Regions from separate parts of the Homo sapiens genome. Here regions 1, 2, 3 and 4 are each linked to region 5. A link is a loop called in an ENCODE intact Hi-C map of the cell type or tissue named here. Cell type or tissue: endothelial cell of umbilical vein. All regions are shown on one strand. Each heading gives the region's core, and the rest is flanking DNA. Links, peaks and the distances in the headings are about the cores only. Region 1 overlaps PLXNA4 (plexin A4). Region 2 overlaps PLXNA4 (plexin A4). Region 3 overlaps PLXNA4 (plexin A4). Region 4 overlaps LOC107986849 (a long non-coding RNA gene). Region 5 overlaps LOC101928782 (a long non-coding RNA gene).

Region 1 (6,183 bases), core at 372-5,371, 200 kb after region 5:
TTGGCTTGCTCGTTAGAACTTAAATTCTTTGAATTACATCATTTCAATAGAACCAGTACAATATTTCTATACTTGCTCTATCTCCCAGCAGCCAGCATGTACAAATAACAAATGCTATTAATACAGGAAAACCTAATGTTCAAGACTGCCAATCAGTCGACAAGGATCTATTAAGTTCCTACAAAGTGTGCAGGGCGGGACTCAGGCAGGCAGCATTGAGGTCTGAAAATGTTTGGCGGTGTTTGCTTCATCCCTGGAAATCCCTAATAGGAAATAATGGGATGGCACCCAGGAAAGCTCAGACAGCCACAACACCCAGGTGAAAGTAGGGGTCATTCCAGCTGCCCAGCCTTCCTGACAGCTGGGCTCAGAGCCCTGAATGCAGGACTCACGACTTCCAGCTAACGAAATCTCTGTTTACATCTTCCTGTTGTTCCACAAGTTACACCAAGGATAGGGACTCTGGGAGTCCACATTTGCTCTGCCGGTTGTTTCTTCCCTATGCTTCCCGGTCCTCAAGCCAGTTTTGCTGACAGGCACAGCAAACAGGGAAGCCACAGCACCCACCTGAGGTTCCCGCCTAATGAAATATTAGCATATTATTAACATTAGTGGTGGCACTAATCTCTGGTTGATTGCAGCCACTCAGGCTAAATGAGCAGGAGGTTTATTTAAAAGAGAAGAGGTAGGGAACTGTGGAAGAAGGGGGTGGGGAGAGGGTGGGTTACACCTTGGGCCAGGAATAAAAAAATAATCACTTTTCCATCAGAGACAATTAACTCCAAGTCAATATGCAGATCTTAAAATTCCCAGACTGTGTCTTCCTCAGCATAGCAATAGATCAAGTCAGGGTTGGGGGAAAGTGTCCTCAGGGTTGGGGGAAACTGTCTACTTTCTGGGATTTCCTTTGCTCAGACCTGAGTACTTGGAAGAGCTGGCATCCAAGAAGATTTGGCTCCACTCCAAGGACATTATGGCACCCCTGGAGGTGGCCTTGCCCCAGCAGGAGGGATGGGGTGAAAACAAATGGTTTAGATACCATTGTAGGTGATATTCTTGCACTGTGCTACTAAAAGCAGGTAGAAATGTTTAGAAAGACCCAACTTTCTCCAGCTAGGACCGAGAGAAGTTCTGGGCAGAGCATTTTTTTTTAAAAATTTCCTGAAGGCTGCTAACATTCAATGGAGGCAGTAAGTAGGAAGACTCACTAACAGAAGCAGATTGGTAGGCTGGGGACATGCCCCACTGAACAGCTCCCAGTAGTCACGCCACAAAGTCTAGAAGAGTTAAACGCATCTTACCTAAAGGCAGGTCCTGGGAGATATCAGACCCAGCACAGCTTTAAAAGGAGGAAATCGCATCACAAAGTTTTGCTACACTGAGTGAGCAATCTAGATTTTTGAGTCTTATTTCAGAAAGGTTGGAAGAACCCCAGAACGAAGGTCTTCTCTCACTAGGAGTTAATATGGGAGCAAACCCCATGCTTTGGTTCTGTGGTCTCAACCTTGGTTCCTACCTGGTTTTTCATATTCAGCAGGGATAGTCTCTTCTCCCGGTGAAGAGGATGAGGAGCCAGAGTATACTACATTGAATACAGTTTTGGTACCAAAGCCTGACTTCTGCCTTCATCTGTGCATTGCTTTGGGGCCCAGGGCTAGGTGCCAGGGTGCTTCGCTGAGCCCTAATGCTTTGCCCATCCTAGCAGTTGTTGGTGCGGGCAACAGGCCCACACTGCCTCAGAAGAATGATCTGGGGAAGAAGATCTGGAAAAGCTACAGGGAGGCAGTTCTGGAAGCAATGGGACAAAGGATAAGCCAGCTTTGCCTCAGGTAGAGCTCTCAACCAGAGACCACCTTGGCTCTGCATCTCATCAATAATTATTGAGACCCAGCTTTATGCAAGCTTCCGTACTAAGTGCTGAATACTGATGTGCGATCTTGAAATTTCAACCTGAAATACAAATTACTCACAAGTGAAAGGAAGGATGATCCATGTTAAAAGGAGAGAGGGGATCATAGGGGAGAACACCTAGAGTGTCAATTAGTACTTGGAGAATCCTGTTGTCTCAAAGGAAGACATAGTGGTTAAGGGCAGGTCTCTTCACCACACAGAGCTTGGAAAAGAGAAGAGAGCAATTGCTTGAATAGAATAGGAATGCCCTTTGTTCACCTGGCTGGTTCCTAAGTGTGTTTCAAAACTGCTTGCAAGTCACTGTTAGACATTGCCCTTCTAAGATCTGGTTGCACACGACACATCCTCCATCTTCCATAGCATTTGTCCCACACCAGCAGACTTCCTTGCCTCTCACCCTCATCTGTCAGTTCATTGAGGGCAGGGGCCATGTCTGATTAGCCCCGTGTCTAGCATAATCACAGGCACCCAGGAGGTACTTGGATGGGAGAGTGTCCTGGCCGTGACATTTGGCATATTTTTCTTGCTTCTTCAGCTGGTTCAATAAATGTTTGTTAACTGACTAAGTGATAGGAAAGAAAGATGCACAGACAGATTTGACTAGAGGGAAGTAAGAGAGGGAGTGAGCACAAAAATCTAGGAAGAGTGGATGGGGAGGACCAGAGAATGTGCCTGCTCAGAGTCCCTGCTGATGAAAACAGGCTCTGGCCAGCCCTTCTCCTGGAGGCCCAGAGTCCCACCACCATTAACTTGAGGCTGGGTGGGCTCAGGGCTCCCGATGTGCCCCCTGCCCTCCCTTCACTCACCAATTGCTCTTCCAGGTATGGCGGACGTGCGGGTCATGAATGCCATGTTTATCAGCCTGCTCATCCAGGAAGTCAAACATGTACTTGATGGCCAGGGGCAGGGCAGAGCCACGGTGTGCCGTGCTGAAGATGGTCTCAAAGAGGTCATCCACAAACTTCTGCAGTGTGCCCTGGAGAGGCAGGATACGTCCAGACACAGCTCGACTCACGTAGTTCTGAGGATGGCTTTTAAAACCTGCCTCACAGACCTAGGCAGGGGAGGATGGTATACAGCCCACCCTACTTGGGTAAAATTGGGTAAGTCCATGCATTAAATCATTTTTTCCCATTTCATCTGTCTCTAACAGCTTTAAATTTCCCCTGCACATGGAAAAGAGATATAACACTGATGACTGGACCTACGTAAGGCTTCCTCTGCCAACAACACGGTTTGGTTGAACACCCTCTGGCGGTGTTATTTTAGCACTTTTCACAAATGCTAATGAACACTCACTTGGTCAGAGCAGACAAACACAATCTGCTGGCTTTGTTTGGGCATTACTCACACTGGCTAATGAACAGTGACTCACTTGGCTCTGCAGAGAGCAGAGCTGAGCCCAGTCTCAGGAGTGAAAGACTAGCACTGCAGGCAAGCAACGTCCCCAGAACCAGGATTAGAAATGGTGCCGGAGGCCAGACACGGTGGCTCATGCCTGTAATCCCAACTTCTGGGAGGCTGAGGCGGACGGATCATTTGAGGCCAGGAGTTTAAGACCAGCCTGGCCAACATGGTGAAACCCCACCTCTACTAAAAATACAAAAAAAAAAAAAAAAAAAAATTAGCCAGGCGTGGTGGTGCATGCTTGTAGTTTCAGCTACTTGGGAGGCAGGAGGATTGTTTGAACCTGGGAGGAGGAGGTTGCAGTGAGCAGAGATTGCACCACTGCACTTCAGCCTGGGTGACAGAACAAGACTCTGTCTCAAAAAAAAAAAAAAAAAAAAAAAAGAAAAGATATGGTGCCTGGGAAGTCGTGATGGAGCCCCGACTTCCCCAACTTGAGATTGTAGATGATACCACAGAGAAGAAATCATTCTTTTATAAGGCATGGCAGAAGAATGTGAAAAGAGGCAGTTAGAGTCTCAGTATTTCAGAAGGGCATGGAGAAGGGGTAGAAACAAATCTTCAGATTGCATGCCAACACTGATGTATTGGCAGGGTTTGCCTGGAGTTCTGGATTGAGAAGGATTCTGAGGTTCGGTACGGGGAATGGTCAGCAGTGCCTCCTGGGGTGGGTAATAGAGTGGGCACCAGCATGAATGCTGGGTACTGGCTACTCTGGCATTTCTGTGGGCTGATGAAGTCCCTCTCCATAGCCTCTGGGCTCCCTGCACCCAGTTCTCAAGTCTGATACCTTAGTGGCCAGGAGTCGGGTCAGGTAGATTTCAGACACCATCTTGCTCCCCCGGTCCCCCTCCTTCTGGTCTCCGTGCTCGTGGTTCTTCACTAGGTGCCACATCTTGACTCCACTCTCCAGGTCAGGAGTGATCATAGGTGTCCGTGAGCGGAGGCTGTCGGGGCTGCCCGTGTACCGGATCATGTTTTCTGCCAAGGCAAGGATCACCCCCCGACATATGTGAGGCCACACAGCCTTAGCCCATCACTTACCATGCATCCCTTGCTCCGGCAGAAGCCAACGACTGTCTGATCATTCCTGCCATTGGTCGGTGCTGTCACCTTGCCTTGGTTTGGTGCATTCCCTGAAACTGGGATGCCTTTCTCACCACCTCCAGGAAACTATCTGTGGCTAATTCTACCCACTCAGATCTCCCCCTTCTTCCTGTACTCTGCATCGTGTCAACCCTTAATTATTCAATTTGTAAAAATATAAGCCTGTACTTTTTTAATGCTTTTCCTTGTAAGAGTTCTCAAGTCACGTCTCAGGATGTGTTCTGTGCAGCCAATTAAGTACATACTTAAGAGCAGGTAGCCTGTCTCCCTCAATAACCGCTGATCGGATGAGTAATCACTGGGTAACCTGCTCACCTTCGTCTGTCCTCCCCTCTGGCCTGCGCCAATTATTCCTGTTTATTTGCTGAAATTCCTGCCAGTGTTTGTGAAGTGTTGTGAAATGAGTACTGAGCAGGAAAAAGAAATGGCGGTCCTACTGTGTGCAGGCACTATTCTCTGTATTCATCTATTGATTATCTAGAATGATCCTGTTCAGTCGGTAGATTTTTCAGTCTCTTCTTCTGGTAAATAAATAAATAACCAAGGCTCATAGTGGTCAGATGACTAGCCCCAAAGCACACAGATAGGGCAGAACAGGGCTTCTTCTGGCTTCTACCCCACCTCCAGCACCCTCTCCTCACCACTGCAGAGCCTCGCACCTGGTCTGTACCTGCACTCCACTGCAAAATAACAGTGGCTCTTACAAATCATTTAGCCTCTGTGCACCTGAGTTATAATGTACTAATCTGCATAATAGGGGGAAATAATAATTATTTAATTCACTAGATTGTTATGAACATGATGTGAGATAATAGCTATCACACAGCCTGGAAGACATTCATGAAAGTTGGCTTTACTTCTTTTGCTCGTGGATGAAGGTCTTGCTTATGCATCAGAGTGCCCGACTGAAACCAGGGTCCTCTTCCCCCACCTGGCTCTCTTCCCCGATGGTCAGCCTGTCTGATGCCCCATCTCCCCTCTCCAAGAGTCTCCTGCCTTCTGGCTATGCTGCTGTCATGACAACAGCTGCTCAGGACACCCAGGCCTCCCTAGGACACTCGGTGGGATCTTACCATATTTACTTGCTGAGGTCCTGGAGACGGTGGAGTTGTTCACTGCGTTATAGGCTGTCACCTGCTTGGACACTAATGCCACCACGGAACCATCTGGCACCTACAGGGAAAAAGCTTCTCAGGGCCTAGGCACAGCAGCTCTGCCACTCCAGGAAATAAGGACAAATCATGATGAACTTGGCACTAAGGGGAAATTGGTGCCTTGCTGGAGAACTAGGGGACTTTGGAGGCTGTCAGCTTTCCTTGGAGCAGAACAAGACACAGATCTGGATACTGACAAGTATTCTGTTTTGTGGCTTCTCTTGGAGTAACTTCTGGCAAGAGCTCCTCCCTAGCATTCTCAATCCCAGTGCTTCCCTGGAAGATGACCCAGCCTTAAATGCCCAGAGGAACTTCTCAGGAGAGCCTTCCCTGGGGACTCTGCCCATGCCCTGCAGAAAGTGTGCATGTCAGGATGCTATCTCCAAAGAGGTCAGGGTTTCCTGGTTTCTTGGCTGGGAGACACCAATTTCCTCTGGATCACTAAGGGAACATGGAGTGCTGGTGAGGGGCTTGGTGTCTACCCCTGTTATTCCAGGGCAATGATTTCCAGGGCAAGGGACTTGTAGTTGGCTAGCTCCTCCCCTTTCCACATTCCCCTCACCTGGTAGTGGGCCAGTGTGTTCAGTCGCTTCCAATCATTCTC
Region 2 (6,183 bases), core at 837-5,836, 560 kb after region 5:
AATAGCGAGCTTTAGCAGTGCACCCCTTCTAGGGGTTGCTGAGCATAGCAGCCAAAGACAAGCTTCAGCTCAGAATCCTAGGGGTTGAACCCATGACCTTCTCCTCATTAGCTTAGCTGCCAAGAGCCTCGTGTTCCTCCCTCTGAGAAGCAGACAGGGCCATGCCCTGGGAATAGTCTGGACAGGCCAGAGCTCTAGGCCAGCCTACCAAGAGAATTGAAATTCTGCAGATGGCATTATCCCTGGGGGCTGGTTTAGCAACCAACACCAGACCCATGGGAAATCCCAGGGAAGTTTCTCAGCATTGCGAATGGTAACAACCAAAACCTACTGGGGTGCCACCTCTCTCCTTTTGTACTTTAGCTCCAGAGAACCCCAGTGGCTACCTGTCAGGGGCAGATAAATCCCATGCCACCAGTCCATCAATCCCAAATCCCACTGTCCCTCCTGGAGTCTATGGCAGGCAGACTCAGCAGCCACAAGGGCTGTCATTGAAGTGAGAAATACCATGATGATTAAGTTTGTGTGTTTTCTGGTGGGTGCTGGGAAGCAGTGGCCCTGCTCCCCAGGCTGAGTTATGGGGTAGGTCATTCCCTCATTAGTGGAAATAAATTTTATTAGCCCCACTCTCACGGCAATGTATCTTCCTCTCTTGCTCCTCGGGTCTAGGTGTGGGTCTGGGTAATGTTGCCTGCGTGTGGGATAAATCAGCCGAACAAATCCCATTATATTTTGGAACACTGACGGAGACACAGTAATGGCACAGAGACCAGGGAAGGGAGTGGGCTGCTTCTCTCCCACTGACCCCGTTTCCTGCCCATAGGGCCACACACACTAGGGAAAACATGTAAATTGAGAGGCCAGATGGAGAAGAGCTCTCTCAGTTGTCTCTTTCTCCTTCTCTCCACTGACTTTCTTGATAAAAGAAACAAGCCTGGTGTGGTGATGTGCAGTCCTTCCCTTATACCTTACAAAAACTAAGGGACATGTGAAGGTAACAGCAGCAAGCACTGGCCCAAAATGTGTCTTGTCACCCAAATGCATTATCTTATCATTCATAACCTGTGCTATATAGAAAGGAAGGCAATTGGAGGGAGGCCGAGGTGGGTGGATCACCTGTCAGGAGTTTGAAACCAGCTTGGCCAGCGTGATGAAACCCTGTCTGTACTAAAAATACAAAAATTAGCTGGTCGTGGTGGCGCATGCCTGTAATCCCAGCTACTCAGGAGGCTGAGGCAGGAGAATCGCTTGAACCCGGGAAGCATGGGTTGCAGTGAGCCAAGATCGCGCCATTGCACTCCACCCTGGGCAACAAGAGTGAAACACTGTCTCAAAAGAAGAAGGAGAAGGAGAAGAAGAAGGAGGGGGAGGGGAAGGGGAAGGGGAAATAATAATAATAAAGGCAGCTGGAGCACATCCTAGGGCCTGAGATACCAAACACCACACCTGCATTAAGCACAGCCCAAATCTCTCAAAAGCAGGTATTGGTGAAGGAAAAAAAATTCTAAGCATGAAATCACTGCAATATTATTACGCCCCTTTCTGTCCCCTTGGGTGGTTATTATAACTAAAGGAGGAGACACAGGATGATGCTATGAAGATGTTTGAGTGTCCTATGAATATAAGGGGCTGTGTGTCTATCGTTATTAACATCTGTATATTTCTCTTTCCTTAGGAGCTTCCGGACTCTTTATTAAAAGGATACTTTTTTATCATCTCCTTCTTGAAGATAAAATGTGTGATTCAAAGCAAAAGGGAAACTGCTTGCCCAGTGATATCTCACAAGCTGGGACTGGCTGAGACCCAAAGATCCTGACTCCTAGACCAGTAACCCGGCCAAGACGCCACCCTGTGAGGACGAAAGGAATTGAAGGGAAGGCCCAGAAGTCCAGATCTGGATTGTTAAGTAGGGCTGGTCTATGTGCCCATTGAACAAGAGGTCTGGCTTCCCATTTTGGCAGGGTTATCTCACACTGCATGAGGCGTGTGTGTGTGAGAGAGAGAAATCTCATTGTACTTGCTGCTGAGCAGAGTGTGTGGGGGTGAGGGAGAACAAGTCACAGAAATAGGGAGACAGAGAAAGGCTAAGAGAGGACCGTGCACCAAGAGTGTGAGTGAGTGAGCAAGAGGAGAGAAACAGAGAAAGCAACAGACAGCAACGAGGAGGACAGACATCAAGGACAGAAAGAATGGGTGTGTGCACATGGGTGTGCTATGGGTGTGTACGCCACTGTGCTCGGGCTCATGACATGCAGTCCATGTCTCAGTATTGTGAGAGCACACATCCTCAAACCTGACTTTGTGCTAAGCTCTCCTGGCAGCAGTCTGCGTTAAAATTCAGCCTGTGTGACTCCTGGGTCCCGCCTCACTCCCTGCTGACCCGATGGCCTCCAGGGTGGGCATCCTGGGAGAGTACATCCAGCCTAGGAAGCCAGCCTCAACTTTGCTCCTGCCAAACCCAACACATCGCCCAGGGCTCAGCTACCTGTCACACAAAGCACCATGCACACTAGTCTGGGATGGGACTTTTACTGCAAACCCTGCTGGCCAAAAAGAGGGAGGTGGGCGGGCCTTTCACCTAAATACCTGAGACAGGTGCCATCTCCGAGAGAGTGGGAAGACTTGATTCTATAAAGATTGGGGCTGTGATATGTCAGGCACCCAGTGCTAAATAAGAAATCTGGAGTACAGGGTCATGGGCCATGAGAGGTGGGCACTCAGACCAATGTGTTAGATTTTTGATGTGTGCATTTATTGGGACATGAGTGTGGCATGGGCCATGGTGTGTATGGCAAGTGTAGTGGAGATGAGAGAGGAAGGATGGTGCGGGGAAGAGGAGGAGTTCCAGGTCTAGAGAGGACAAGAGCTGAGCAGAAAAAGCAAGCCTCGTCTAATGCCATAAACAACAGGATACAACCCCATCAAGTCTGAGCCCTGTGCTTCCTGCTGACAGGGAAAAGAAAACACCCCAAGAAGACCTGCAGAAGCCAGGCCCCAGAGCCTGGGATGCCTGCCTGGCCATTCCGGATGCTCACTTTCGTGGAGTTTCAGGATCTCAGGCGCCAGACCAACCTGAGTAACCACCCAGACTGGAATGTGAGGCCAGCCCAAGTCCAAGGGGGTGACCCTGTCTCCTGCTCAGGACTGCCATGCCTAGGAAACCAGTGAGTCAAAGGAACGGCACGTGGAAGGGGACCTCCATCGCCACCCAGTCATGCACACAGCAGGGCAGGAAGGGGAGCTTTGGGTTAAAAAGAAACAGCTCCATCTCCTGTGCCTGTGTGGCCCTTGTGGGACTACACAGGGCTGGTGGGTAAACTCCAGAGTCAGGTGGGAGCTGGGTCTAGCAATGGTTCTCAACGAGAGGCTTCTGGAAATGTGAGAGGTTTTCTAGTCTTGTAGTGGCTGGGAACTTCCACTGGTGCTCAGCACTGTAGGGCCCCGGATCACAAACGCCCTACAATATCAGGCAGTCCCTGCACCAAGAACTGCCCACCCCAGACACTGCTAGCACACTCTTGTGAAACACCACGGGAAGAGCACCAAGCTGAGAATTAGGATACAGAACAGCCTTCAGTTTACTAATTACATGACCTTGAGTGAAACACTTGAGTTTTGTGTTCCTCCATTCCCTCAACTGCAGAGGATGCCTGCCCTTCCATTATCCTACAGTATTGTTGGGAGAAGAAAAGTTGTGAGAAAGCCCTTGTTAACCATCAGGTACCATGCAAACTCCAGTGTGTTATTTCCAGACAGCCGGGAGGTCTCTGCCCTCTGCTCCCACTACTGGGGTTTGACAGGTGTCAGTTGGTGATGCTGGATAATAGTTTCTGCTCCAAGGACCCAAATTTTCTAGTTGAGGGACACTCAGGTCAAGGCTTGACAGGGAGATTGAGAAGCTGATTTCTGCACCTTCTGCATGCCACCTTTCTCCACACCGCCTAATCAGTACTATGGCCGAGACTATCTGACTCCCATACCCATGGCTCAATCAGTTCCAAAGTCAGGGAAGACTGAAGTGGAGTGAATGACAGTCACTCCCATGACCACAGCCATTGTTCCCATCACCCAGGCCATAATGACCTGCTGGTGTGCATCTCTCTCCTCCACTGTGTGGGCTCCTGGAGACAGATGCCATTCCACAATGCTTGGTATCCACCAGGAGGGAGTGCATTGCCAAGCCCTTCCCTAGGGCTCCATATATGTTTCACCATTCATTAGTTTATTAAGAGGTGCTAGTTCGTTAGTGTTGGATGAGGTTGCCCCAGGAAGGTGAAGAAAGGAGAGAAGGTATAGATAACCCTATGCCTGGGGAATTCTGGGATGCCAGGTGCTTGGTCAAACCCAGCATCTTCTCCAGCCAGCTGCCCACTCCAAGTCAGGAGTGTCAGGTCCCCCCCAGAGAAGGACAGACAGCCATCACCTTCTCCTGCATAAGGTCCTGGCACATGACAGAGGCCACAGGTGTGGGCTCCCCAGCCTTACTGTCTGTCACATGCTCTGCAGACAGGGGGCCTCAGGGAGCCTGGATGGCAGCCTTCAAAAGGGGCTGGGGATAGAGATGCACCAGTGATAAGCCACAGAAACTGAGAAATGAAATCACTGCCATTCCCCACATGAGTGCTCATTAGCAAATCAGTCTCAGCTTGACCTCTAGTCCCCTGAGTCCCAAGACAATTGGGGCTCTGACAGACCCTCTAGGACCCCCCCTCATACCCATGTCCTCATGAGATCCTCAGAGTTACTTTCAGATACTAACCCACTTGTTCTGGGAGACCTCTTTCCACCCAGGCTGGAGAAAGCCAGGACAGGGGTAAAGCATGGCTCAGAGGGTGAAGGCGGAAGCTGCTGTTCCCACCCTCCACTGACACCAGAAAGCCCCAGCTGCTTCCCTAGCCTCCACACTTGGTGCCCACTCAGGAATGTACATTTGTGACAGGTTCGTTTATGTCCACAGCAACACATTCCCATGAGGAGGCCACTCCTGGCCAACCAGCCCTCATCTCCAATGGGAGCACAGCCGGCCTTCCCTGATTCACCTGAAGTTGAGGTACAGCTGAGCTCTCTGGGGGCTGCAGGTCAGCAGGTTCTACCCCAACGGCCCAAGACTTTTCCCTCTGTGCGGTCCTCAGGCTCTGGCCTGCCCAGTGCTCTGTGGATGCTCCCTGGCACAAGGGGCCTTGTAGTAGGGGTTCTTCTTCCCATTCCTTCCTATCCCCCAAATGAACACAGCCAAAGCAGGTGCTGGGACCTTGTGAAGGAGGCAGGTGGCCCAGGAGTTTTGCGGATCCCGGCTCTGAGTTCTGGAGGTGTGAGTTCAGGGGGAAGAATGTGGGTCTCAGGATGTGGAAAGGGCTAGAAAAGCCTGAAGAGCCCCATGGGAGGAGCATTCTAATTTAGAGAGCTGGTACAGCCTGGAGCACAGTTGACATTCATTGCTACTCAAATCCCTTCTTCAAGCTTTTAGAGTTGTAACTATGATAAAACCCACAGGGGACCCCTTACCCTACAAAATACAAGTCCTAAAAGCCAACCTCCTGGGCCTTGCCCTGCCCTCTGTCATCTTCCTACAACAGAAACACCACAGGACAGAGGTCATCTGGGACTGAGTTCTCAATTCACAGGGCTCAAGGGAGTGTCAGACTCCGTGACAAGAGAGATCTCCAGAGTTCATCTTGTTCATCCTCCACCTCTAGGCAGGAAGGGAACAAGAAAACCAACCCAACAGCCTTGTAAATGAGTTGAGGAAGAGCTGGGTTTGCAAATGGTGCCATCGGGGCAACACAGAGCCTGGCCTGGCCGATGTCGCACGAAACACGTGTGGTCTGAGCCGACTCCAAAGGAATCGTAACAGGAGGGTGGGAGCAAAGGAACTCGGGTATCTGCCAAATCAAAGGAAACTGATACTGTGCATTAAACACCAGCCTGGCCTTTTTCAGACTGGCTGGAGAGACAGCCCCAGGCCTGTGCAGAGTTTCTGGCCTCCTCCTTTCTACTCTCGGCCCTGAACTTGCCTGTAACTTGAAAGGGCTAATTAAAGCCAAAAGAAAAATCAAAAGCTTGTTATCTTGCTCCATTACTCCCCGTCCCGGCATTAGCCTGTCTTGCAAAGCTGTTTTCCCTCTATTCTCTCCAAGGCTACCACACGGTGTTAGGACCTGCAGCTCTGCAGACTTCCATGAT
Region 3 (6,183 bases), core at 647-5,646, 310 kb after region 5:
AATCTTCTGACCTCGTGATCCACCTGCCTCAGCCTCCCAAAGTGCTGGGATTATAGGCGTGAGTCACCATGCCTGGCCTCTAAAAGGGTTTTATGCCTTATGCACTGTCGGTGAGTGTTTAGATTAGCACAACCATTTTGAGGAGTAATTTGGCAGTTATTACTAAAACCTAAAATGACCCAGAAAGTCTTCCTCTTGGAATCTTTCCTGCAGAAATACCAGCACCTAGACACCGGTGGTTGGCTGTGGATATTCACTGTGGCTTTGTATGTAGTAATGTCTGTTTGGAAACAACCTAAATATCCATCCACAGGGGGCTGGCTAAAAAAATCGTGGCACATCTACACTCTAAGATAATAGTCTGTATGTACTAAGATGGATGAATGTCTATGATTCATATTTGAGTTAAAAAAACAAATTTTATAAAAAGGGTATATTAAGACTCAATGTTTGTTTTCAAAAGACAACTGTGCAGCTGTGTATACATATATATGCAAACCTCGTGCAAAGAATAACTTCTAGAGAGAGAGTTACATATTTGCTAACAGTGGTTAACTTTGGAGAGTTTGAATTTTTCACAGACAGGGTATTATTGACTTGGGAAATTAAAATAATATTTTAAAGATGCTTTAACCTTTAGTCTTTTAAACTAAATTAACTGTGCAGCTCAAAATTTATTTTAGGGTGACAGCTTGAATTTTTCTTTTTTCTTTTTTTTTTTTTTTTTTTTTGAGATAGAGTCTCACTCTGTCACCCAGGCTGGAGTGCAGTGGCGCGATCTCAGCTCACTGCAACTTCTGCCTCCTAAGTTCAAGCAATTATCCCACCTCAGCCTCCTGAGTAGCTGAGACTACAGACACACACCACCATGCCAAGCTAATTTCTTTTTTGTACTTCTTTTTTGTAGAGATAGGAGTTCACCATGTTGGCCAAGCTGATCTTGAACTCCTGACCTCAAGGGATCTGACTGTCTTGACCTTCCACAGTGCTGGGATTACAGTCATGAGCCACCATGCCCAGCCCAACTTTTCTTTATACCCACAAGATTTCTAATATTCTGGAACTATGGAAAGGGCTCTTGTCTGCTTGGTCTCTCCCTCTTGGTTCACCTTCTGACCAGTAGCACCCTAGAAGTGAGCCCTGGGCCATGGGGGAGTTTTCTCCTTATAAAATTAACTATCCCATATTGGGTGGGAAAGTCATTGTTTGGCAATGCCTTATTCAGTGATGTCACCTGTCCGCCCAGAAGCTTCCTGCAGAAAACCCACACCAATTCCACCCAACATGGAGAAGACTCCATCTCTCCACAGAAATTACTGGGCAAGGACCAGGGCACCTCTGCCTACAGCCCCCATATGTGCAGACGCTATCACGCACTATGTGTGCATCAGTTTAGTTTCCATGTGGAGGAGTCATGGTGTGCTGGGACATCACTGGGCTGGGGGTCCTAGGACCTGGGCTGTAATCCTAGACCCGTTCCTTACTTCTGCAAGCCCTTAGCAATTGTCTTCATCTGTCTAGCTTTCAGTGTTCAACATAAATTGATCTCTATTGTCCTTTCAAGCCAGAAGATTCCATCATAACTAACTATCTTAAGGCTGGAAAAATCTCCAGGAGTGTCACTCCAGGATCTCCCTCAATTTTATTCTCATCTTGGTTACTTCATCTATCTGTATGATAGGGACCCTCAGCTCTGCCCTTTCCCTAGCTCTTGTGATCTCAAAAAAGTACAGTGATATCAATCTGAAATATACTTTGAATTCTAAGAAAGGAAATTGTCGCAACTTCTAATGATGAATTATGAAACCACTAGAGTTTACTGTGGCCATTTCTATCTATCATTAACATAAACAATTGTGAGGGTGAGTAAAGGGTTGTGTGCACATCCTTTCTGAGAGAATGGAGAGAGCACAGGCTTCTGAAGTCCTAGATTCAACTCCTGGCTCAGCCACTTATCAAAAATGTGTCTTTGAGCCTCGGTTTCCTCCTATGCATAAAGGGAGCAGTATTAGGTGACGATTAAATCCTGTTGTCAGTGCTCAGCAACGTCCCTTCTTGCCTTTCTCTGTGTGGGACTGGGAGGACAGTCAGGGGACCCAGCGGCGCTGTGCCAGCCTTCATGCTTTCTAGGCTGCAGACGTAATGCAGAGCTTCCCGCTTCCATCTGCCAGGAGCTGACCCCACCGGACTGTAGTAGTAGGCCAGTTGCTTTCCATTAGGAAGTTCGTTTTCAAGGGGTGAGTGGTGGTGGTGGTACGGATAATGCATCCATTTCACATTTTGCGCATCTGGGGAGTCTGATCTATATCCGACTAAGGCTCAGAATAGATTCCCCATTCCAAAATGAGAAATGGCTATTAGAGCTATATTTAGACTAGGGGTTCAGTGAGCTCAGAAATAATTGCTGGCCCTGGGGTGGAGATGGGGTAGGAGGAGGCTAATTCCAGGCTAATTTGGGCCCATTCTCAGGGGGGGTGGCCTGGGGGAAGGCCGGGAGTCTCAGCCACCCTATTTCTGTCCATTCAGGCCTCTGCTACAGCAACAGACAACCCCCAATACCAAAATGCCATTGCCTATGACAGACAAGCTCAGTAGATGGAGAACCTGGGAGAAGGATCTAAAAGTGTAGCAGCCCACAGGGAGGGGCAGCAGATAGGTGGAGGCTTTTAATAACTGAATGTTAGTCAGGAGTCTGTGGGTCACAGGGGACCTGGGACCTGCTGCTGCTGGGACCTGGGCTGTGCAGTCTGAGAGCTGATGCTTAGATCTTAACTCTGCCACTTAAGAGCTTGGTCAGGCGCACTCAACATTCTCAAGCCTCTGAAAGCTATGCAGATTAAATGACATAATACATGTAAAACACTCAACACAGTCCTAGACCATCCAAACCTAACACCCAGCATCTGTCCTTATAGGCACGACCACCATGGCCAACTCATCTTTTGGGTTTGCTTTTCCTGGGACAGACAACATTCACGTTAATGCAAAGTTCAATTTTAAAATTCAACTTTAAAGGTTTCCAGATGTGTCCCTGTGATTGCTGAATACTTCAGCCCTCAGTTACCATATATGTAAGTGCTGGAAAAGGAGTCAGAACTGAAGAGAACTTGTGATGGGATCTCACAGTCTTATTCCTAACCTGACCACTGACTCCACTGGGTGATGCCCTGTGATCCCCAGGCCTAAAGAACCCCTCCCTATCAATAGGGCTTTGGCCACACAGCACAGCCCCAGAACTTTCCAACCAGTTCCCTGTCTCTTTCTCTCCTCTCTTCAGCTATTCTGAGAGCTTTTGCTCTGCTCTTGAATTGCATAGGAAGGAAAAGAGGAAAACCCCAGCAAGTAAGTTTTATTGCCCCAGCACCTGGAAAAGTTAAGAAAAGACAGGGAACACTTCCAACTATCTGATGAAATGAGGTCAAGGTTATCTGTGTTCTTTATTTAATCAGGGTCTCCCCTGACCTCTGTGAACAAGCATAACCAAAAGCGTGCCCTGGGTCTGGGATAGGAAATCATGCTGGCTCCTAGCCAAGTACAAGAGGCCGTGCTGTGTGCCGGCATGTTGGGACATGAGTTGGCACGGCACGTCTGGAAGGCCAGGGTCAGGCAGTGAGGCCCAGCATGGTGGTATTTGGCACAGAATCCAGCAGCCCCTGCTGTGACAGGGACATGAGGATGCAGCCTCCAGACACAATTAAACATGGGGCATTTGCTGAGTTTGCAAACAAACCTGCAGGATACAGGGCTGAGGCAGCAGCAAGAAAACGGATGTGACAATTCAGGGCAGGTAGCATGCCATACGTGGAATTCATTTTCGAATGCTTTTCTCCTCCATTAAGCCTGCTTCGGATGTTGCTGGGAATATAGCTTAACCTGGACCAGGGTCTGGGGCAGAGTGGGGCTGGTTTGGGTTGTGTGCCTCCCCAGGCAAGTTCACCATGCCACCGTTTGCTGAGTTGTGGGCCACCCCTCAGGGATGCTCACAGTTTAAGGGGAGAATCAAGGCACTTACAAGGTGCTAAGGAGGAGGGAAAGGCAGGAATTTGGGGTCTAGGTTAATTGGCTCCAAACTTCACTGAGCAACAGAATCAACAGTAGATTCTGTTTTGCTGGATTTAAGATGCTGGTGCCTGGGCCAAGCTCTGAGCAGCAAAATCAAAATTCCCAGGAGCTGGGCATCTGTATTTTCTCAAGGCCCTGTACTCCTCCACTCATTCCCCAACCCATGACCCTGTTAATGGGCTGGGTTTGGGACAACTGGCCTTGACCATAGGGAGCAGAGGAGTTAGTGATTTGAGGATTATGCATTTTGCCCTGGAATCTGAGTGATACGGCAGGTGGAAGGCTATGGGGGCACAGGGACAGGGTGGGGGTGAGCATAGAGATAACACTGGACAGCTGTACATGGCTTCCCCATTCATAAGCAATTTCACAGCCATGGTTGCCTATGACCACATTCTGGTGAGGTAGCCAGCTCAGGGAGGACAGCCTCCAGTTTACAGATGAAGACACAGGTTGGGAGGGGTTAAGCGACTTGCTCAAGGTCACGCAGCCTGTGAATGGCAGTGCCAGGTCCCTAACACAAGGTGTCTGTGACCAACGGCTGCTCTATGACATGGCGCAGCCTCCTTTCTCCACTCCAGTCCCCTCTCTTGCAGGGGCCAGGTGGCTGTAACTCTCTCGTGATGAGCTGCAGCTGCCTAATTGGTTGCAGAGGCAAGTTGTCCCAAACATCATGGACAATGATGAAGGCAGAGTTGGCTTGGAGAATTTCCATTCAAATATATCTTATAATCACTCTTTGGCCAACATGTTTCCCTCACAAGGTCTGTCTCCTTCTACATGACACACATCTCCAAATAAGGCTCTCTATCATCTGGGGCCTGGCAAGATTCTAGACAATCGCTCAGTGTGGTGGTGCAATGTCACCCTGGCCAAACCCAGCAGGGGCTGGTATGTCTGACTTCATGAGACTTTACCAATTATGGAATTGTTTCACTGGATCCAGGGGCTGCAGACTTCAGGGCTGGCCATATCCTGAGGCAACTGCTGCCTGGAGCTTGGTAGGGAATCTACATCCTGTCTTGGGGCCAAGGGTATGGTCTGGGGACACAGAGCAGCAGGAGCCCACAGGTGGGCCAATTCTTTAGGACAACCTGACCTTCACAGGGCTCCCAGGCTGCTAGAACTGAGTGGGCCATTAGTTCTGACACAGATGCTCAGTTGTGGCCCTGTAGATTTGAAGGGAAGGCCGTGGGCTGGTTTACTAGGCCATGTTTTCCGAGGCGTCTTTCCAGCTATGCTGAAGAATCAGTCTGACCTTGCAGAATGTCTGTAGATGGAGGAATTGGAAGGGTCCCTCTCAGCTTTCTGTGCCATTCACCCTGGTCCAGCCAAGGGAGAATCCAGCAAAATCATTGACATGCAAAGGCATCTTTGGCTAGCATGGGCCTTAATAAAGCCAGCTCTCTGAGATGGAGGGTGTAGCTGGAAAAGGGTCATTGAAGGCAGAAAAGTTGGACAGAAAGCTCCACCCCGTAGGGCCCATCTAATCTCTGCAAGACTCCTGGCCTGGAAGGCCACCCTGGTCTGCCCTCATGTCGGGTCACTGAGACTCAGCAAAGCCTGGAGAGGGTCTCCCCACCCCTGGTGCTTCTCTGGCCAATGCTTCTTCAAGGAGTGAAGGGAATCTGAAAACAGTGCAGACCAAATAGCTGCTGTGTCGACGAAAGGCGGCCGGGGGCTGAGCAAAGGGTGGCATTGGTGACACCACAGGGTATGAAAGGTTAGCTTTGCATGCCTCAGCTCCCTATTAGATTTTCCCTTTTCTTCTTCCTGCTTTCATTCTTTATCAGAAATTGCCTAGTGGGCTCTCTCTCACTCATACTTCAGCACGAATGGGCTGGCGTCAGGCCGTTGCTGGCAGTGGCTGCTGCAGGCTTGTTTTTGGGAGCAGAGTCAAGGAGCAGAAGTGAAAGTCCTGTGTTCTCAATGACTCCAGGAGCAGGAGACCCTGCCTGACCATAGCCCCTGCCTTTGGGGCTGGCCTTTTCTCTTTTCTCACCACTCTCCTCCTTCCTGTCCCCTGTGATCAGTGACCCTGTGACACTCATGTGCACAATTCTGTAGGAGCTATGCTTAGACCTTTTGTGATGCTTGGAGAAACCACCCACACCCATCCAG
Region 4 (6,183 bases), core at 510-5,509, 83 kb before region 5:
TCATCACTTTGACTTAGAGTTGAGCAATTTGGACCTGACTGGACAGCAGAGGACATACCCAGTCCGTCCAGTAGAGGGTGCCAGCAGCCTCCACCCATAGAACAGCCTCAATGTGAACACCCTCACTTCTTTCTGAGGAAGCGTTTACAGGCAGAGCTGTGTCCGTTCACAGTGTTCAGCTGCTTGAGCATGGCTTCCATCCATTCGGGGAGAGCAAAGAACCCTGGACCTAGAGTCATGAGCCTTGGATGCCAGCCTTGACTCTGGGACCCCAGGGAAGCCATACATCTTGGCCTTATTTTTCTTATCTTCAAAATTTGCAAGAATTATCACAGAGGTGCCTTTCAGCTTTAATACTCCACAGTTCTGTGACTCATACGTATGACTGAAACTCTCAATGAAAGATGAGTTAACTTGAAATGTTCTGGAAAGTTGGGCTTGGAGTAACAGATATAAACAATACAAGTTTATATGGAGCTGATTTATGGAGAATTTTATTTAGAGGAATAAGGAAATGAAACAGTCTCCCCACTGTCTCTGTTCTCTTGGGTGAGAACCTTTTCAATTGCTTTTAGCCAGCGGTCACTTGAATCTTTTTAGGCAAGCTTGTTAAAAGGAAGCAAGATGGTTTGGGCTTGCATTAGGGCAAATCAAGCACCATAAAACCCTGAAAAATCAGAGGCTGAAACGCAATACAATTATATTTCTCACTTATATCATAGTCCAGTTTGAAACAGGTGGAATGGGCTCTGCTCCACAAGGTCATTCAGTAACTCAAGAGACCTTCCAATTCATGATTCCATCCTCTTCCAGTCCTCAAAGTTTTCTGCTCAGCCAGTGGATGGGGAAAGAGAGAGAGTGGAGAATTGCCTAGGAGTTCACAGGCCAAGCTGGGAGTGACATATTTTTAAAAATTATTATTATTATTTTTTGAGTTGGAGTCTCACTCTGTTGCCCAGGCTGGAGCACAGTGGTGTGATCTCAGCTCACTACAACCTCTGTCTCCCAGGCTCAAGTGATTCTCCTGCCTCAGCCTCCTGAGTAGCTGGGATTACAGGCGCCTACCACCACACTAATTTTTTGTAACTTTAGTGGAGATGGGGTTTCACCATGTTGGCCAGGCTGTTCTTGAACCCCTCACCTCAGGTGACCCACCCACCTTGCCTCCCAAAGTTCTAGGATTACAGACGTGAGCCACTGTGCGCAGCCTGGGAGTGACATATATAATGCTTGCCCTCTTTCCATTCAACAGGAGTGGTCACATGGTCCCACCTAGAAGCTCAGGGACTGGAAAATATGGCCCAGGGTTGTGGCCCAGAAAGAAAAAGAGAACAAAAGTCTTGATGATAATTAGCAGTTTCTGCCTCTCTAAGGGCTGTTTCTGAGAATGAAGAAGAATGCCCTCTCTATAGCGTAGGTACTATTTATGTGAAGGCAGTGTCCCCATCACTGTAAGACTGTGTCCTCCCTCAGGGGCACCTTTCTTGGGTTTACACTAAAGTGCTATATAAGCTAGCAGTGGCCCGACATATGCTCTGAAGTCAGGCATATCTTGTGTCTAATCTCAGCCCCACTAACTAATTATGAGAACTTGAATAGGAAACCTGTTTCCAGATTACAAATGAGGCAACTGAGGGTTGTAGGGAAGGATTCAACCAATCTCACAGGGTTTTTGTGAAAATTACATGAAATAAGATATTTAAGGAGAATGAGGCAGAGTAGGCACTCAATAAATAGTATTAGAGTTCTCCTCTCACCTCCCTTTTGGAATGGTTCTACCACCATGAGACCCCCTGTTAGGAATATTGGTCTATGGTTCAGTTCATTAATGAATTTGGGCCAGTTCCAGCTCCTTAAAACATTATAAGGTCCTTTCCATTCCTGCTGAAATGCACAGTTAATGTTAACTCTGAGCCTGATATCCTTTAAATGGCATGCATTCAATAAGGCAAAACAAAAGCTCAGAACCCTATAGAAGAATGAGCAGAGATAATAACACTAAAAATCTGAGCTCCGTTAGTGACTGCAATGGAATACTTGAGTGTTGAGGTGTCTGGCACCTAAGGCAAAAAAGGGGAATCAAATGGATTGCATAAATCTCATTATATGATTTAAGAAAGATGCCTCTTTGTGAGGGAATAGTAACTCTTTTTTCCTGGGGGGCTACAATGAAGAAGACATTTATCAGGTGGCACTTACAGGTGAAGGCATGGCCTTTCCCCTTCTGTCTATGTGATTGACTCTGAGAACTGCCTTTGGATTTTCAAAAGCGTAATCTGGGGCAGAATGAAGAGAGATACCTGCTCCCCAGGATTCAGGAGCAGGCCAGTGCCTCCCATGGGTAAATACCTTCCTCTTGGGTGGAGATTTGTGTCTCGAGAAGGGCATAGATGGATTCTACCAGCTACAGGCTGGATTCTAAGAGCTGGGAATTACCTCACACAGAGTCAGGGTCACAGGGCTATGAACTCAATGAACACCAAGCAACGGTGCAGCTTCCAGAGTCCCTTCCTGCTTCTAGTAGCCCTGCTGGATGGACGAGGTGCAGGGTGCAGCCAGCCTGCCTGGGGCCTGCCCAGCCCTGTTTGTCTTATGTGGCATAAAGTCCTCCTGAAATAATTTTGCATTTGCTTTAAAACAATTTGCCTGATTGTAATGATAAAACAACATTATATGCAGATGTCTTGCTATTTTAAAAAACCTAATTTACTTTGAATTAATGTTTGTTGACATGGTGTTTGGTGGGGCAGGGACAGAGATAGAGGGACCAGGAGATGGAGCTATTGAAATGAGAGAACCACTAAGTAAAATGGTTCTTCTCATTTTTTTTTTCTTCAAATCAAACTTTCAGGAGAGAGAACAGAGTTAAAATCTGCAGGAAATGCTTGCATCCAGGAATGTTTTAAAGCTCTTGCCAAGATCAACAATGAGAAGTATGTTTGGAAATTGCTTTGCAAACCTCCCAGTTTGCAGAGCGCAGCACCTCACCAATAATGGTGATGGTGGCTGGTGTTTATAGGACACCCATTGTGAAAGGGCTGTGAGCACTGGGCATTTATTTGTAAGCACCACTTGTTTACACAGTCAAGCTGGGACGTTGAGGTGATAGAAATAACTCTCCTTTTCAATAAACAAGGAAACTGAGTCACAGCAACCAGTTCGAGTGACTTCATTAAGGCTTAGATTCAGCCTCACAGTATTGGAGTAGGTTTCAGAGGTCACCTTGTGGCAAGTTTTTGGATTGACCTCTTGGAATTTCAGACCTGAAATGGTCCGTGAGGACCACGTGAGGACCACATCCGGTTAGAGGTGGAATTGGGCATATAAACAAAGCATCCAGGATGACTTCTGTTAACTTTCGTGTCTGCAGAATTCCTCTGAAGCAGTCCCAGGCCTCCACCAAGTCTCACACATCTGGCCCTGTTTTCCTTTGCTCTATCCTCAAACCTTCTTCAAAAAGCTTCAGATTCTAGGTAACTGCAGGGGGTTCAGCTTCAGGAGACAATGAGACTCCAAGATACAGGTGCAAGGCTTGGCATCAGCAGACTTAGGTCTGAATCTCAGCTCAGATGTTTTTAAATGGTTTGACTATAGGTAGATGACTTAATTTTTATGATGCCTCCTTTGAACACCTAACTCAGTGGCTCTCCAAGCGCAGTGTCTCAAGCAGCAATATCAGCATCATTCAGTAATTTGTTAGAAATACAAATTCTTGGGCTGTACCCCCGACCTACTGAATGGTCAACTCTTGAGTGAGGCTCAGCAATCTGGGTTTTCAAAGTCCTCCAGGTGATTCTGGTAGATGCTGAAGTTTGAGAAGTGCTGCTGAAACTAATAATACCATCAGCCTTACAAGGCTGATGTTAGGCTTAGAATTAAAACATGGAAAGTTCATAGCACACATGAGATGCTCAATAAACTATAGTAGTGACAGTGGCTTCTCATCATCATCATCATCCCCTTCCTTCCTTCCTTTCTTTTTTTCCTTCTTTTTTTCTTCCTTCTTTTTTCTTTCTTTCTTTCTTTCTTTCTTTCTTTCTTTCTTTCTTTCTTTCTTTCTTTCTTTCTTTCTTCTTTCTTTCTCTCTCTCTCTCTCTCTCTCTCTCTCTCTTTCTTTCTTTCTTTCCTTCCTTCCTTCCTTCCTTCCTTCCTTCCTTCCTTCTTTCTTTCTTTTTCTTTCTTTCTTTTCTTTTTTTTGAGACACAGTTTTACTCTGTTGCCAAGGCTGGAGTGCAGTGGCGCAATCTCGGCTCACTGCAACCTCTGCCCCCTGGGTTCAAGCGATTCTCCTGCCTCAGCCTCCCAAGTAGCTGGGATTACAGGCGAGTACCACCATGCTAGGTTAATTTGTGTATTTTTAGTAGAGATGGGTTTCACCATGTTGGCCAGTGTCGTCTTGAACTCCTGACCTGAGGTGAGGTGCCTGCCTCGGCCTCCCAAAGTGCTGGGATTACAGGGGTGAGCCACAATGCCTGGCCATCATTTCTTCTCTGAAACTACCTTTTAGCTTGAGAGATGTATCACTCACAATCCAGAAGCCTGTAGGATTTCAGTAGTACCTGAACTGTGCTCTCTTAGCTGACACTCATGAGCTGGAGAGACAGATTTGACTCTATTTTATACATTCTTATTTTCTTAGCTTTTTATTCAAGTTCTGGAACTATAAGCAGAGTGATAGGGAAAAGGGCCAAGTACTATAGGGGCCATTTGGGCAGGGAGTTTATACCTGCAATCTGTCACCTCTCCCATGATGAAGGTAACAGAGAGAGGAAGAGCTTTGTCAGGGATGTTTGGAAGACTCAGTGTCTCTGGATTCCAGAGGGGCTTTTTGTTGTTTGTTTTGGCTTGTGTTGTTTTGTTATTTTCCCTAGTCCTACTACTACTTTACTCTGGTTCTTTAATCTCCTCCAATAGGATAGTGATCCCAAGAAAGAGGCCTTGTTCTCATCCAAAATAATCTCACGGGAGTTAATACAAAATAAAAGAGTTCTTAAATTGAGTGCAACAAACAGACAAACCCCAAACTTTACAAACAACTTACATTTAAATATTTTCTACCCAAAGTGCCTTCATTTTGCTTTCCAAAACATCCCTTGGGCATCAGGCAGGAGGGAGATTGTTGTCTATATTTTACAGACGTGGAAACTGAAGCAGAGAGGAATTGGGTTGATTTGCCCCAGATGATGTGGTGGTCCTGGAGGCAGCCTCCTGGGCTCCCAGACTCTCCCTGCTTGCTGGATGGAAGTTTCTGAAGGCCCTGGGCTCCCGGAGGCTGCAGTGGACATGGAGAAACAAGGAAGAAATGTTTGTTTATTAAGCAAGGGAGCAGAACTAGGAGATTCATCAGCTTATATGGTAGAGCCCCCTCTGGTCCCTGGCATGCCTGGGAAATGGGGAGTGGAAGTGGGTCTCTTCCAAGCAGGGGATCCCGCAGGTTCTGGACTGGGAAGGTCATCATGGAAGAAGCTGCCAGGCATACTTTTCAGAAAAGGTCTGAAGTTCCATCCAAGGGTGCCCTGGAGGAGTGATGAGCAGAGCGCCCTGGGGAGCTGTTTGTATTTGAAGCCTGGAGCCAAATGTGGTAGATTAGCTTGGGTACCAAGGCACTCAAATGGCAGGTTCTGATCTCCTCTGGAGGTTTGGAATTGGTTCTCTGAATCATCTTCATACTTCACATCGTACTGCTTGAGCAGCTGGTGTGAAACCCAACTAGGGAAACTGAGGCATGGGGAGGTTGGTAGAAATGACAGTGAGATGGAGTCCAGGACTCCGCCAGCAAGCACAGCCTCTGGATTCTACCTTGCTGAGTGAGCAGTTCATCCCAGATTTTCTGCTACTCACGGGCCCGGGCCTCACACTCCCAGGCCTCATTGCAGCTGGGCCCATGCACCAGCCTATTTGGCCAAAGTGTCTGGATTGGAGAACACTGAGCAAGAGAATCACTTCAAGCAAGGGGTAGGATGTGGAGTAGAACTGCTTTCTCTCTCATCTTCCTGCCAGGAATCCAGATGTTCTCCATCTCTAGACAATTTGTGGTAGATTTAACAGCATCTTCCACTGGATACAGCAGCTGGTGCAGATGCTGCCACCAGAGAGGACTTAAATCATCCTGTTCTATGCAACTGAGGCATCAGGCACAAGAGGGGGGTGTGTGTGTGAGCACATGTGCCCATGAATGTATAT
Region 5 (6,183 bases), core at 449-5,448:
CCATACAATGAAATATTACTTAGTCATCAAAAGAAAGGGAATTTTTATATATGCTACAGCATGGACAGACTTTTTGAAAACATTGTACTAGGCAAAATACACCAGACACAGAAGGACAAATACTGCATATTCAATTTATATGAGAAACCTAAATTAGTGAAATTCATAGAGACAAAGTAGATTAGAGGTTATCTGGGGATGGGTACAGAGTTTGCACTGGGGATGATGAGACAGTGGTGATGGTTACGCAATATTGTGAATGCACTTAATGTCACCAAATAGTATGCTGACAAATGGTTAAAATGATAAAAAATAAGTTATGAATATTTTGCCATAATAATAAAAAAGAGTGGCATGAGGCAGCCAATGCGGTGAGGGGGAGCTGGGAGGAACGCCTCCTGTGATAAGAGGGAGGGTGGGGAGGGCGGAAGCAGCCATCAGAATGTCAGTGCTGAAAGGCACCGGCCTTGCTAGTGGGGAGGGCAAAGGGACACCACGTGTGGAGATGAGGCTGAGAAATAGGAGTGAACGCTGAGCGTGAGTGTGAGTCCGTGCCACATGTGATGTCAGGAGAGGGCGTGAGTTATGCAGGTTGCCAGGTAGAAGTGAGTAGGGTCCTTAGAGAGCCTGGACTCCTACTCTTAATCTGCAGATAACAAAACCAAGACCCAGAGCTTTTCCCAGGGTTTGGAAGGAAAAGAAAAAGGAGGATGAGTGTTTGGTCATCCCATGGGGGGTTTGATTTCAGCCAAATGACATTCCTCCCAGGCCCTTCCCAATATTAGTTTCAAATGAAGTTCTGGGGAGGAGCTGATGGGGGGCAATGGAGATGACTTAAAAGGCAGCGCTGGCCTGGAGGGTGTATTGATCAGGGTCTGCAAGTGTTTTTGTCCAGCCTTCTCCTGCCACCTCCCTAGTCCTTCCAGGGCATCAATCGCGCCCCCACCTCTGTTCCAAATGGAGCCTTGGAGACCTGCGGCTGTAGCATGCTCTGTCCCTGTGGACAGGAGAACAGGGGGAGAAATAGGCTAGAGCTGCTCACCTGAACAGCTTGACACCAAAGAATGAGGAGCTCAGTCCAGATATGAGGGTTTGGAGAAAGCTTGCTGGATGGTAGGTGGTATTCTCAGAGCTGCAGGTGGAGGACGGGACTCTCAGCATCCATAATGCCCCTGGAGCTGGAATTGTGACTGGATTCTCTCTCACGGTGTCCAGTGGTTTGTCTATGTCTCTCTCCTCCTCATATTTGCCTTCTTTCTCCACCTGCTCCTGTCTTTCCAGTCCTCCCTACAGCAAGCCCCAGGCAGCGGTTTCTGAGGCAGGCGGCCATGGATGGATTCCAGCCATATTCAAAGCCACTAGCCCTGTTTTCTCAAGTGAGCCAGACGTGCTCTCTTCCACCATTTGATCTTTATGCTGCTCATGCATCTTGTTACAAATAGCTCAACCTTCCCCGTGTTGACTGCAGCACTGGGACATTACAGTAATGTGCCCATTCAAATCAAGTGGATGCAAAGATCGCTATAGCAGCTTTTAGCCACGGAACATTTAGCCTTCAATAATAGCATTTCGGGTCCTTCAGGGACATTCCTCTGCTGATGCACCTGGGATGCCTTTTTCCTCCTCCCCACCACAACCCCCAGAACTAAGGAGGGGCAAACATGACTTTTGTTGATGAGGAAACAGAAATTCAAGTAAGGGAACATCATGCAGAAAATGAGAGGGTTAGGCCTGATAGGACCACGATGATCATGATAATAATAACAACAATAATTTTGTGCACTACTATGCTGCTTACTGGGTGAAGGAATTTACTTGCATTGGGGTAGGTTTTACATCTGCAATTTCTGGATGAGGTCAGTGAGGCTGAGGGGGTCAGTAGCTGTCCTAGGCACAAGGAGAATGCCACCTTATAGTTGTTCACCAGTTCTTCCCAAAGCCTATGCTTGTGATCTGACATGGAAAGCAACTCAAGGCTGTCTCCACGGACATTCTAAAATCAGAGAGAAGCTTCCTTTCCCTGCCGCCTCCAAGGCCCCATGCGAGGACCCTCCGGCTGGTGCTGTCCAAGGACCTCTTCCCTGGTCCCTCCTGCCTTCCTCGAGCAGTATTCCCCTCACCCCCATCCTGCTCCAGCCTCAGCCAGTAACCTTGGTGGATTTTCACTGAATATGTTGCCTCCACCACCAACAGCATTTTTATTTGCACTTCCTTGGGGATGCCTTGCCTGGAGGAAGGAGTCTGTGGGATTGTCCAGAGGTAAGAGGGAAACACTGCGCAGTGGGAGTCCCAGCAGGGGCGAGGAGCAGGGGAGATGGCCGGAGGCTCTGTCTCCACCCTCCTCTTACCACTGCCCATTTCCAGGAAAAGACAACCCAGCCAGAGCAGGGCAGTGGCACGACGGCTTGCTAGTGCTGTAGCATACCTGGTACCTCAGTGAATTTTCCGGGACATGAGAGGCCCATGTAATAAATAGGTCAGGAAACTGAGCCACAGAGAGGACACGGGACTTAGCACAGGGGAAAAGAGTGGTTGAAATGGAACCAGATTCCAGGAGGCCTCATTCCCAGTCCTGTACTCTTCCTGCGGAGACACCATGCTTTGAACCAGGCTCGAAGTTGCCAAAGTGAACATTTTAAAACTTTTCCCAGGGCTCAAGAGATGGCCGAGTAAAATCTCCAGACACTGTGGCTCCCACAGGCTCCTTATTGGGCCATTCACTTCATGGGCACAGTTTGGTGGTTGGGGTGAGAGGAGCTTCGTGGAGAGGACAAAGGATGGGGAAGGAGCCTAAATCCCAAATGCAAGGATTTTGTCCTAAATCCCAAATGCAAGGATCCCCTCCCTTTCCTCACAGAGTTCAGGTAGCTCCTCTTCCTTCTCCTCCCAGGTTCTATTCCCTCCTGTCTGAGTCCTCAGAGCACCCCGGAAGCGGGAGGGCCTCTGGTTGCTTTCGCGGCGGCAGGCTTTTCTAAGCCGGTTTCTCTGGAGGGTGCGGGCGGCTGCGGGTTCCAAGCTCGGGCTCTGAGCCGGGCCAGGCGCGCGCTTCCTAGTTCTAGCAGCAGAGGGCGCGCCTGTCATTGGAGAAGGAACCGCGCGGCCGCAGCCCCTTCCTCGCCGACCGCGTCACCTCCTGGCTGCCTGGGGACCCGCGCGGGAACCCCGGAGCAGTAGATTTGTGGAGGTCGACCCAGGTGGACGAAAGAGCTCGGCACACCGTGTGTCCCCAGGCCCGCTTCCTCCGTGCGCCTCTGTCATCTGCTCCATCTCCGGGAAGCAAAGGGACTTGGGGTGTGGCACAAAGAGCAGGGATGCAGCGGCCGGGTCACTTGGATGGTGTCCTCATCTGAGGCCAGGCCACACCTAGGCCTCCCCACACGCTGTTCCTATAGGAGTGCCACCAGGACTCACTCCAAAAAGGAATGGACGGCGAGGGTTTGTAAATGGGACAGCACCCTGGGAGTGCAAAGCCTGGGACCGGTCCCGGTGGCCTTGGCCAGTCCTGGAGCCTCTATGTGCCCAGTTTCTGTGTAATGCAAAGACACTGAATGAGGAGATGGTCCCTAAAACCCCTCCCAGGGCCAGCATCTGGGATCTCATGCTTACATCATCTTGTCCTTCCTTTCCGTGGACTCTGCCTGTTGGACAGAGTCCACTGACATGCACCTGCCAGAGCTGGGCGGGGAGGGGCCAAAGTTGTCCTCTGTGAAGTCATATGAGAGGCCTGAGAGCAGCAGGATCGGTCCTCCTGTGTCTCATCTCGCGTTCTTCCTGCTCACAGGAAACAGAATCCCTACCAAGTTTCCATCCTAGAGACAGTCGATGTGACTCATTTCATCCCCTGGTGGTCTTGGTTGGCCGCACTCATTGGGTGCAGTACCTCTGATGTGGGAGGCAGGGGTCGGTGGAGGGGAACCGCTTCCTCCACCGGGGGCCAGGTTGTGGGAAAGGCTGGGAAAACACACGCTCTGGAGCAGGCTCTTCTGTGAACTACCTTGGGCACATGGGAGAAATCCTTCAGCATCCCTGAACCTTAGCCAGTCCATGAAACGAGAGGCTGGAGATGGTGTCCACATCCCTTTGCTGTTTTGATGTCTGCACTTGGTGAATCATGGTCAAGCACACCTAACCTCTGCCTCTCTGGAGAAGGGAAACGGAGGAGGAGGAGGCAGGGGGAAAAGAGACCATTTAGGAGGAGAGCAGAAGTCAGAGGGGAGAAAGGTGGATGGGAGGATGCAGTGGGTGGATTTGCACCTGCTCAGAGGTGGGCAGCTGAGCTTTGAGGAATGTGCTTCCCTGCACTGCATGGCGTGAGATGCTCTGTGTAGGGGATGGGCAGGAAGCGGGGGGTTCTGGTGAATTAGGAGAATATATCTTGGTAGAAATCCAAGTGTACTCTCGGTCCGTCCATCTAGACAGGATATAACCTCTTAGGACACTCAGAAACTGAAAATAGAGCATGTATGGCTCTGGAAGCAAGCCTGTGTGTGTGTGTGTGTGTGTGTGTGTGTGTGTGTGTGTGTTTGTGTTTATGATGTGCAAATGCACAAGCAATAGAAATACAAGCACCATGCAGATTGCATAGGTAGGCATCATCAATAAACATTTATTCGGCACCTACACTCAGAAACTCACACACATTTACAAGCCCAACATATCCTGCTATACACATGTACAAAAAAGATCACATTGACCCCTAAGGCAAAGAACCGTTTGCTTGAAGAAGCTTCTCTTACAAGATATTAATAAAATACGCAGGCACATTTTAACTTTAAAAACTCTGGAGAAGGAAAGAAGGAGGGTGAAGAGATGGGGCTGGAGGGAGGAATGGGTAAGGCAGGCCTAATCACAAAGTACTTAGCCCATGCGTCTGGGCCTCTCTGTAAGCACCATATTTCACGATACCTTCAACCTGATTTTCCAACTCATTGAAAACACTTGCCAGCTGCTGCTGAGTGACTCCATTTACTGTTTAAATGAGCTCACTCTAACAGGGCCCCTGGAAGGTAGTCCCTAAGGAGAGCTATGGGTGGAAATGGAGTTGGAGGCCCTAGATCTTGGAATTTTGACTGGGGAATGGGAGAAGGGAGAGTGGGGTAATCACCCAGGAGGGAGAGGGTGGGGCAGGCCAGGAGGGATGGTGAGAGTCTCTGGTGACTTCCATGGGCACATCTTGGATAGGAATTCTTTGTGGTGGGTAGTGTAAACTTTTTTCCACCTCCATCACCCCACATGCAGACTCAAATATACAGACATGTGAAATGACATTCAGGGATTTCATAGTACCTCACAGGATGGCTCCCAGGAGCTGGTCCTCTTGCAGATATGTTAGCTATCTGCCTCTGCATTGATGAGCAGAGTGTTCCCTTGCAAGACCCCATCTGTCGTAAACACCACCCCCCATGGGTCTGCCATGATTCCCTCTGTTCTCTCAATCACTGTAATGTGGGTCCCTAATGCTGCAGGATGCTCCTCTCCCATTTTCCCCTCCTGTCCTTTTTTTCTGTCCTCCTCTGCCCATGACAGAAGCTTCTGGAAGAAAGAGAAGGCTCTCCTATTAGCACATTTGTATGAATAGATGGGTTTGACAGGGTGCTGGCATGCTGAAATGACAGATAATACTCCCGGGAGGAACTGAGACACTGAGCAGCTAAGTTGTGATTAGAAAGCATGGGAGAATTTCCAGGAAGGTGAAGGCTGGCTGTTCCTGGTGAGGCATCTGGGGACCTTGTCAGCCACAGGTCAGATACTGACCCCTTCGGCTGGTTAATTCGGTCCTTTCCCATTGTAGCCCATAATCAGTCCACAGTCTGGGATCAAAGTTTAGCAAGTCCTCCATGTTTTTCCCACAGAGACAGGGGACCTCAGGACCCCACTATTAGAGACCCCTCAATCTTTGCCTTCAACTCTGAAGCCAGACCCAGATCTGTACGGGCTGAGAGAAAATCTTCAGGGAAACCTTTTGCCTTTGTAGCCATGCAAGTTGCAACCCCAGGCTGTGGGGCTGGGCTTCTCCATCTGGTTATGTGGGGATCTCATCATCAGAACTCATCTATATTACCCAGATTGGGTGACTCTGGATTAGCCAGGTGGTGTGGAGGAGGCCTGCTCTTTCCCCGCTCCCTCCCTGGGGCATCTGCCTTCAAGGTTTGATCTGCTGTCGGCCCCTCCTCCTTGCTCCTA

Evidence for each region. Peaks named below come from ENCODE experiments on the same cell type or tissue, not always from the same donor. Only the 100,000 strongest peaks of a DNase experiment are listed, where the experiment ranks them.
Region 1: it touches region 5 in a loop (6-fold over the local background); 31 of 110 quality-filtered maps call a loop at or near these places.
Region 2: a loop joins it to region 5, with 8 times the contacts of the local background. A loop is called at or near these places in 4 of 110 quality-filtered maps.
Region 3: it touches region 5 in a loop (3-fold over the local background); 57 of 110 quality-filtered maps call a loop at or near these places.
Region 4: a loop joins it to region 5, with 8 times the contacts of the local background. A loop is called at or near these places in 5 of 110 quality-filtered maps.

The regions. Positions count from the first base shown.
Region 1 is chr7:132,142,402-132,148,584 of GRCh38, forward strand. PLXNA4 (plexin A4) reads right to left here. Exons shown (of 32, transcript NM_020911.2): 26 at 6,142-6,183; 27 at 5,499-5,598; 28 at 4,109-4,299; 29 at 2,718-2,887. Among named protein-coding and RNA genes, the nearest start is that of PLXNA4-AS2, 120 kb to the right of the region's middle. In endothelial cell of umbilical vein, for the core only: a CTCF peak has its summit at 3,185; a DNase peak (open chromatin) is centred at 3,230; H3K27ac peaks cover 592 bases.
Region 2 is chr7:132,499,112-132,505,294 of GRCh38, forward strand. The region is part of intron 2 of PLXNA4 (plexin A4); the gene reads right to left. Among named protein-coding and RNA genes, the nearest start is that of PLXNA4, 74 kb to the right of the region's middle. In endothelial cell of umbilical vein, for the core only: a CTCF peak has its summit at 1,858; DNase peaks (open chromatin) are centred at 1,820 and 3,060; H3K27ac peaks cover 3,552 bases.
Region 3 is chr7:132,252,523-132,258,705 of GRCh38, forward strand. All of the region lies in intron 4 of PLXNA4 (plexin A4), which reads right to left. Among named protein-coding and RNA genes, the nearest start is that of PLXNA4-AS2, 5.2 kb to the right of the region's middle. In endothelial cell of umbilical vein, for the core only: no CTCF peak of the experiment used is centred there; a DNase peak (open chromatin) is centred at 3,489.
Region 4 is chr7:131,859,279-131,865,461 of GRCh38, forward strand. All of the region lies in intron 1 of LOC107986849 (a long non-coding RNA gene), which reads left to right. Among named protein-coding and RNA genes, the nearest start is that of PODXL, 310 kb to the left of the region's middle. In endothelial cell of umbilical vein, for the core only: no CTCF peak of the experiment used is centred there; a DNase peak (open chromatin) is centred at 2,893.
Region 5 is chr7:131,942,490-131,948,672 of GRCh38, forward strand. All of the region lies in intron 5 of LOC101928782 (a long non-coding RNA gene), which reads left to right. Among named protein-coding and RNA genes, the nearest start is that of PLXNA4-AS2, 320 kb to the right of the region's middle. RefSeq lists a silencer at 3,015-3,074. In endothelial cell of umbilical vein, for the core only: a CTCF peak has its summit at 3,071 (motif pointing right); a DNase peak (open chromatin) is centred at 3,062; H3K27me3 peaks cover 1,209 bases.